Regions from separate parts of the Homo sapiens genome. Here region 1 is linked to region 2. A link is a contact called in ENCODE Hi-C data. All regions are on one chromosome and are shown on one strand. Each heading gives the region's core, a stretch centred on a gene start or an enhancer-like site at or near the end of the contact. The rest is flanking DNA. Distances are from core to core; before and after follow the strand shown. Region 1 holds the start of ARSK (arylsulfatase family member K). Region 2 holds the start of FAM174A (family with sequence similarity 174 member A).

Region 1 (3,349 bases), core at 327-2,826, 5.0 Mb before region 2:
TCATGTAAACTGAGACTATTGTTTAGGGGTTTTTTTGTTTTTGTTTTTTTTTTGAGATGGAGTTTTGCTCTTGTTGCCCAGGCGGAGTGCAAAGGTGCGATCTCAGCTCACTGCAACCTCCACCTCCTGGGTTCAAGTGATTCTCCTGCCTCAGCCTCCCTAGTAGCTGGGATTACAGGCGCCCGCCACCACGCCCAGTATTTTGCGTATTTTTCGTAGAGACGGGGTTTCACCATGCTGGCCAGGCTGGTCTCGAACCCCTAACCTTCGGTGATCCGCCCGTCTCGGCTTCCCAAAGTGCTGGGATTACAGGCGTGAGCCACCGCGCCCAACACTGTTTACGTTTTTGCATGCTCCCGCAGATCTTTATCATGCTGCTTGAGTAACAATTCTGCTACACTAACAGATAAACTAACTGCAGACAGAGCATTTAGTGAGTTACGGCACAGACTCTTCAATTTTCAGTCGTGCTCTGACTGGCTCCCTGTGTAAACTCAGGCCAGTCATTTAACCTCTCTAAGCCTGTTTTCCTATCTGCAATATGGTGAAAGTGAGGATTATAGAAAATATTCCATATAAAAGTACGTGGCACGCAGCAGATGCTCAGTAAATGCTTAGTATAACGCTCAGCACCTAAGTGCCATGTGAGTATTAAATAAACAAATCTGTTCCTTACTACAATTATCTTAGGCAAAAAAAAACCTGCCAGATATTAGTATTCAGTTGACTTAAGTAAGTAGTATAACTCCTCTTTTAACTGTCAGAATATTAAAACTACTAGTGTGATGTGCAAATTATATACCCGAAACTAGATACAGAAATTGGAATTTGGCTTTGGGACAGAAATCTGCTTCTTCCAGAACTCTCCAAAGGAATTCAACAGTCAAAAGAGACCGGTTTTTATTCTGCAGCAAAACAATGATATTCTGAACCTACGTCAACTAACTGAACATGTCACACAGCCCATTTCCCCCTCCAGTTTCGCTTATCTCCTTTGCTCTCTGAAGGCAAGGAACAGCTATGCTTTCCCCTGCCTACAGCCTGAAACTTCTTACTAGGCCCCGCTCCTCGCCCCATGGGAGCACAGTAAATCCTGACTGCACGGGGTAAGAGAAGCAATAAGATGAGACAGGCTAGAGATTTCCCTGGGAAGGTATTCGGGGGGGTCTAAGGCATTCACGGCGCACCTGAGGCGGTCCACCCAGAGGCCCCACAAGGCACCGCCCTATTCAACTTAAGTGACAGCCGCGCCGCCACCTCATCGCCGCCCAGTTCACGCTCTCGCCGAACACTCAGCCACGCTTGCGCGGCCCAAAATGAACAGCCCCGGCCCCGATCCTTTCTTTCTCTAAGTACCATTTCAATCGCCTTTAGGATCCCTTGTGCAAAACCGACAGAAATCCAAACCCACCTGGAGCAGATGCTCCTCTTCTACAAACGCCGAGGCTGCAATGAGAGCGCATGCGCCTTTCCCAGGACTCATTCACGTGACTGGAAGTGGCTGGGTTCTGATTTGCTCGGTATTTGATTAAAAGGTCTTAACGTGGGTAAAAGCGGGAATTTCTCTGTTGCGCATGTGCGCGCTCTCCGCCTGATAGGAGTTGTAGTTCTGCGGGTGAAGCTCGGCGTTACTATCAAGCAACCAAACTGCAAGCTTTGGGAGTTGTTCGCTGTCCCTGCCCTGCTCTGCTAGGGAGAGAACGCCAGAGGGAGGCGGCTGGCCCGGCGGCAGGCTCTCAGAACCGCTACCGGCGATGCTACTGCTGTGGGTGTCGGTGGTCGCAGCCTTGGCGCTGGCGGTACTGGCCCCCGGAGCAGGGGAGCAGAGGCGGAGAGCAGCCAAAGCGCCCAATGTGGTGCTGGTCGTGAGCGACTCCTTCGTAAGTACCGCGAGGCAGGGGAGGGGCGCCCCGCTGGGGATCGGCGACCTCACCGCCGCCGCCTGTGCTGCAGGCTTTGGGGAGCAGAACCTGAGACATTTTCAAACACCTTTTACCCCGATGCAAAGAAAGAAATACATTTTATGTGAGGCCCCGTGTACTCACACGTACACCACATACCTATGCAAACATGTAAAACAATAGTGAAACACTGAAAACATCTTTGCAGATCTTTTTTTTTTAATACTGACCTCGATTCGCTAAATTATTTTACCACGACTAATGAACTTTCAGTCCATACCCCCGTTTGGTTTAATTGTGTGGTAAAATAACATTCTGCATCTCCATAAAAGCGTGTTAGCTTTCCAAAAGTCATTTTCCAGTTCACCTCAAGTTTGCAGGAATTCATGTTTGGGTGAGAAGTGAAGAAAGTTTATTTTTATTACCCAGGTCTGTGATAATCCTGTTAGTGCTGATTCAAATGGAATCGTTGGTATAACTTGATTCACTCCCCCGTATTCCAGAGAAATTGTGTGTATGTGTGTGTGTTGGTAATGTGGCTGAATCCCAAACTTAAACAGTTTTTGAAACTTTCCCAAGCCAAAGGTGCTACTGTCAACCTTACGCGATGCTTTTAGGATGATCCATGTTTTAAAAAGTGCTGCTTAGACAATTGTTTGGTTATTAATTGTAATATTAGTTTATTATCACTCGGTGTTACTGTGGTCACACAGATGTTGGTGTTAAGCATATCTGGCACTAAAGAGTGTTTGTAATCATATGTTGTATTTCCTTTCTCGTAGATTCCTGATGATTAAAATTACATAGTCTGGATGTGCCCATGGGATTTTTTGAAAATATTACTTAAAGTTATCTTTGTGATTTAAACTTAGAGAATGGGCAGTACTGGAAATTGACTAGATGGCATTTTATTACAGAGTGCTCTTGTAATCAAAGGCAAATGAAGGAAGCAGGATTGTGCAGAGGAGAAGCTGAATTTTGTTGCCATCTTATGAATGACAGTTCTCAAACTAGTATGGTGCTTCAGAGCTGCTTTCCAATAGGAGTGAGGAGAACAGACCTTTCCACCTGCATGTTGGATGGCCACTGGTTGTGGGCTGCTCCTAGAATGGGGCATGGTGTTGGGCAAAGCAGCTGTCTTCAGCAGAGGCAATTGTTCATTCCTAAAAGGGAATCCGAATGTGGATCACAACATCCCAGAAACTTCCAAAGATGACTGAGATATATAGGTTTGTTATTTTTTTTAGTGTAGTATGAATGCATAGATTTTTCTATATTTGTGCTTAAATTTTTTGCATTCACGGCCGGGCGCGGTGGCTCACGCCTGTAATCCCAGCACTTTGGGAGGCCGAGGTGGGCGGATCACGAGGTCAAGAGATCAAGACCATCCTGGCTAACACAGTGAAACCCCGTCTCTACTAAAAATACAAAAAAATTAGCCGGGCGTG
Region 2 (2,921 bases), core at 64-2,563:
AATGAAAACAATAACTTACTCAAAAGACCCACGTATACCCTTGACAGGCATCTCATTGGTGAGAGGTACATCATGCGGCCACTTCTAGTTATCTGCACAAATTGAAGTTCCATATTACTGAAGTCAAACAGGCAAGGAAGACATTATTGAAGACTACTGCTGTTGGGAAAGGGGATAAAACTCTTCTAATCTCAACTCCTCTAAAAGAAAAAAAGGAGTGGAGAGTTATTAAGAGCTATTTTGGGAAGATCACCGGCCACCTGAGTTTGCTGATTGACTTTACCCAAAGGAAAAGTAAATTTTCTCCTCCATGACAGGAGGTGGTTTTACAACTTGAAGCGAGAAGCCTACAACAGTTAGGTTCCTTTCCTCTCACACAAAATAAGAGATGGCCCACTACCTTCCTTGCTGATTATATTTCAAAGGCATGATGGCTTTCCATACCCTTGAGATAGTTTTCAATTATATAACTGGCCAGAAGCTTTAAAAAATATTTACATCTGAAAAGGGAAGAGAAATAACTTACAATGGTAAAGTTTTCTAAAGTAATTTTTTTTAATATACTTTAAGTTCTAGGGTATATGTGCACAACGTGCAGGTTTGTTACATATGTATACATGTGCCATGTTGCTGTGCTGCACCCATTAACTCGTCATTTACATTAGGTATATCCCCTAATGCTATCCCTCCCCCCTACCCCACGACAGGCCCCGGTGTGTGATGTTCCCCATCCCGTGTCCAAGTGTTCTCATTGTTCAATTCCCACCTATGAGTGAGAACATGCAGTGTTTGGTTTTCTGTCCTTCTAATAGTTTGCTCAGAATGATGGTTTCCAGCTTCATCCATGTGCCTACAAAGGACATGAACTCATTACAAGCAAATGCTCTTTAGAAAGGGAGGTCAGGGACCCATAGGCAGGAAAAAAAGCCTGCTTAAAGCTTGTAATGAAGCTAAGGAAAACTAAGCCCTTCTGGCTTACAGATTAAATGTGTTATTGCAGTTTGACACCAATGAATTCAGATTATGAGTTTCCAATCTCTCAGGGTTCCTGCATGAGAGAGTTGCTGTACATTTTACACAATCTCTTTTTGTCTACTTACTTTCTTAATACGCATCCTTGACCGCTCCTCACTAACAGTGAAAAGAACAATGCTTCCAAAACGGTCACGTCCTCGCTTTTTACACAAGTGCGCGTGCGCACTGGGCGCTAGGCCTCTGACGTCACCAAGTGCATCCGCCCCTACAAGTTAGCAACCGAAGGCGTCCTTAGCAGCAGTGGCCGCTGAGATGTACGAACTTCCGGTTCTCCGGGCAGCTGCCACTGCTGTAGCTTCTGCCACCTGCCACGACCGGGCCTCTCCCTGGCGTTTGGTCACCTCTGCTTCATTCTCCACCGCGCCTATGGTCCCTCTTGGAGCCAGCGTGGCGGGCCTGGCGGCTCCCGGGTGGTGAGAGAGCGGTCCGGGAACGATGAAGGCCTCGCAGTGCTGCTGCTGTCTCAGCCACCTCTTGGCTTCCGTCCTCCTCCTGCTGTTGCTGCCTGAACTAAGCGGGCCCCTGGCAGTCCTGCTGCAGGCAGCCGAGGCCGCGCCAGGTCTTGGGCCTCCTGACCCTAGACCACGGACATTACCGCCGCTGCCACCGGGCCCTACCCCTGCCCAGCAGCCGGGCCGTGGTCTGGCTGAAGCTGCGGGGCCGCGGGGCTCCGAGGGAGGCAATGGCAGCAACCCTGTGGCCGGGCTTGAGACGGACGATCACGGAGGGAAGGCCGGGGAAGGCTCGGTGGGTGGCGGCCTTGCTGTGAGCCCCAACCCTGGCGACAAGCCCATGACCCAGCGGGCCCTGACCGTGTTGATGGTGGTGAGCGGCGCGGTGCTGGTGTACTTCGTGGTCAGGACGGTCAGGTGAGGCAAAGCCTCGGTGGGGCACCCCCGTGGGCCTGAGATACGCAGGCCGGTGATCTCCAGCAAGGCTGACTTCTGTGACCCTTTCCCCCTTCCCCAGCATCAGGGACTCCTGCTTAAGAATATGATATTGACTTTCTTAAAGGCCTGTTACCTTTGGAGCAATTTAAACCTATAACTAATTGCTGCCTTTTGTTTATAAATGAGTGCCCTACCTCCAAATCTCTTCATCTGACCTACAACCCACGTCAGCCTCAAAGGGCACCCTTTCTCTGAAGTGAGGATAATCTTTATTCCCTAGAATTTTGACTACTCTGTCTTGTAATACTTCTACCTTTCTAGTCTAAATTTTTGTATACCTAACTGGTCAAAATTTTGCCAATCAGAATGCAAACTCTTTAAAGACAGGATATCTATTTAGTAGGTTTGTGAGTCTTACAAATTATTTGTACAATGCTGCCACTTAATAGGAAATCAATATATATTTGAGTGGATTAATAGTAATATAGAGGTGCCTTATGGATATTTTATTTTTATAAAATTCAGGAGAAGAAAAGTTCTTCCTTACTATCAGTGTTTCCTAGTATTGCCCTTTAATCTGCCACCTAAGTGGCAGAGAATCACCTTCCTGAAGAGTTGACATACAGAGCCAAGACCTCACCATTAGGAGAAGCCAGCAAAGAGATAAGGTGAGGGAAAGCTGTCTAGCAGTTTATTTCATTATAAAATAAGTGTAGAGGGTAGGTTTGCAGCTTATGTTTGTTTATTGTTTTCAAAATTCACGTTTTTCCCATAAATACCCTCTGTATTGTAATTTAACATATTTCTTTAAACTGATTATTTAAAGCAAAAGTTTCCTTTTAAACAAGTCGTTATTATCATGAATGGAAAACCAACATCACTTGGCTAGTTAAAAAATAGTGTAAGCCAGTGGTTCTTGACATGTGGGCCAGGGAACCACACAGGTGGGAGTTTCACTTAGACCTCTTCAGGGCATCTACAGTATTAAAACTATTT

The links. Hi-C counts contacts between places; a loop is a spot of excess contacts on that map. Pooled maps may share reads with other maps.
Region 1: a loop to region 2 is called in a map of B cell, with 10 times the contacts of the local background. The contact joins the promoter of ARSK here to the promoter of FAM174A in region 2. A Hi-C loop is called at or near these places in 4 of 168 maps with a recorded cell type or tissue (B cell, CD4-positive, alpha-beta T cell, CD4-positive, alpha-beta memory T cell and 1 more) and 5 of 50 pooled maps.

Annotation. Positions count from the first base shown.
Region 1 is chr5:95,553,525-95,556,873 of GRCh38, forward strand. ARSK (arylsulfatase family member K) reads left to right here and starts at 1,577. Exons shown (of 8, transcript NM_198150.3): 1 at 1,577-1,880. The coding sequence starts at 1,755. SKIC3 (SKI3 subunit of superkiller complex) reads right to left here and starts at 1,453. Exons shown (of 43, transcript NM_014639.4): 1 at 1,412-1,453.
Region 2 is chr5:100,534,061-100,536,981 of GRCh38, forward strand. FAM174A (family with sequence similarity 174 member A) reads left to right here and starts at 1,314. Exons shown (of 3, transcript NM_198507.3): 1 at 1,314-1,904. The coding sequence starts at 1,471. FAM174A-DT (FAM174A divergent transcript) reads right to left here and starts at 1,183. Exons shown (of 5, transcript NR_172939.1): 1 at 1,101-1,183; 2 at 20-92. RefSeq lists an enhancer at 1,273-1,572.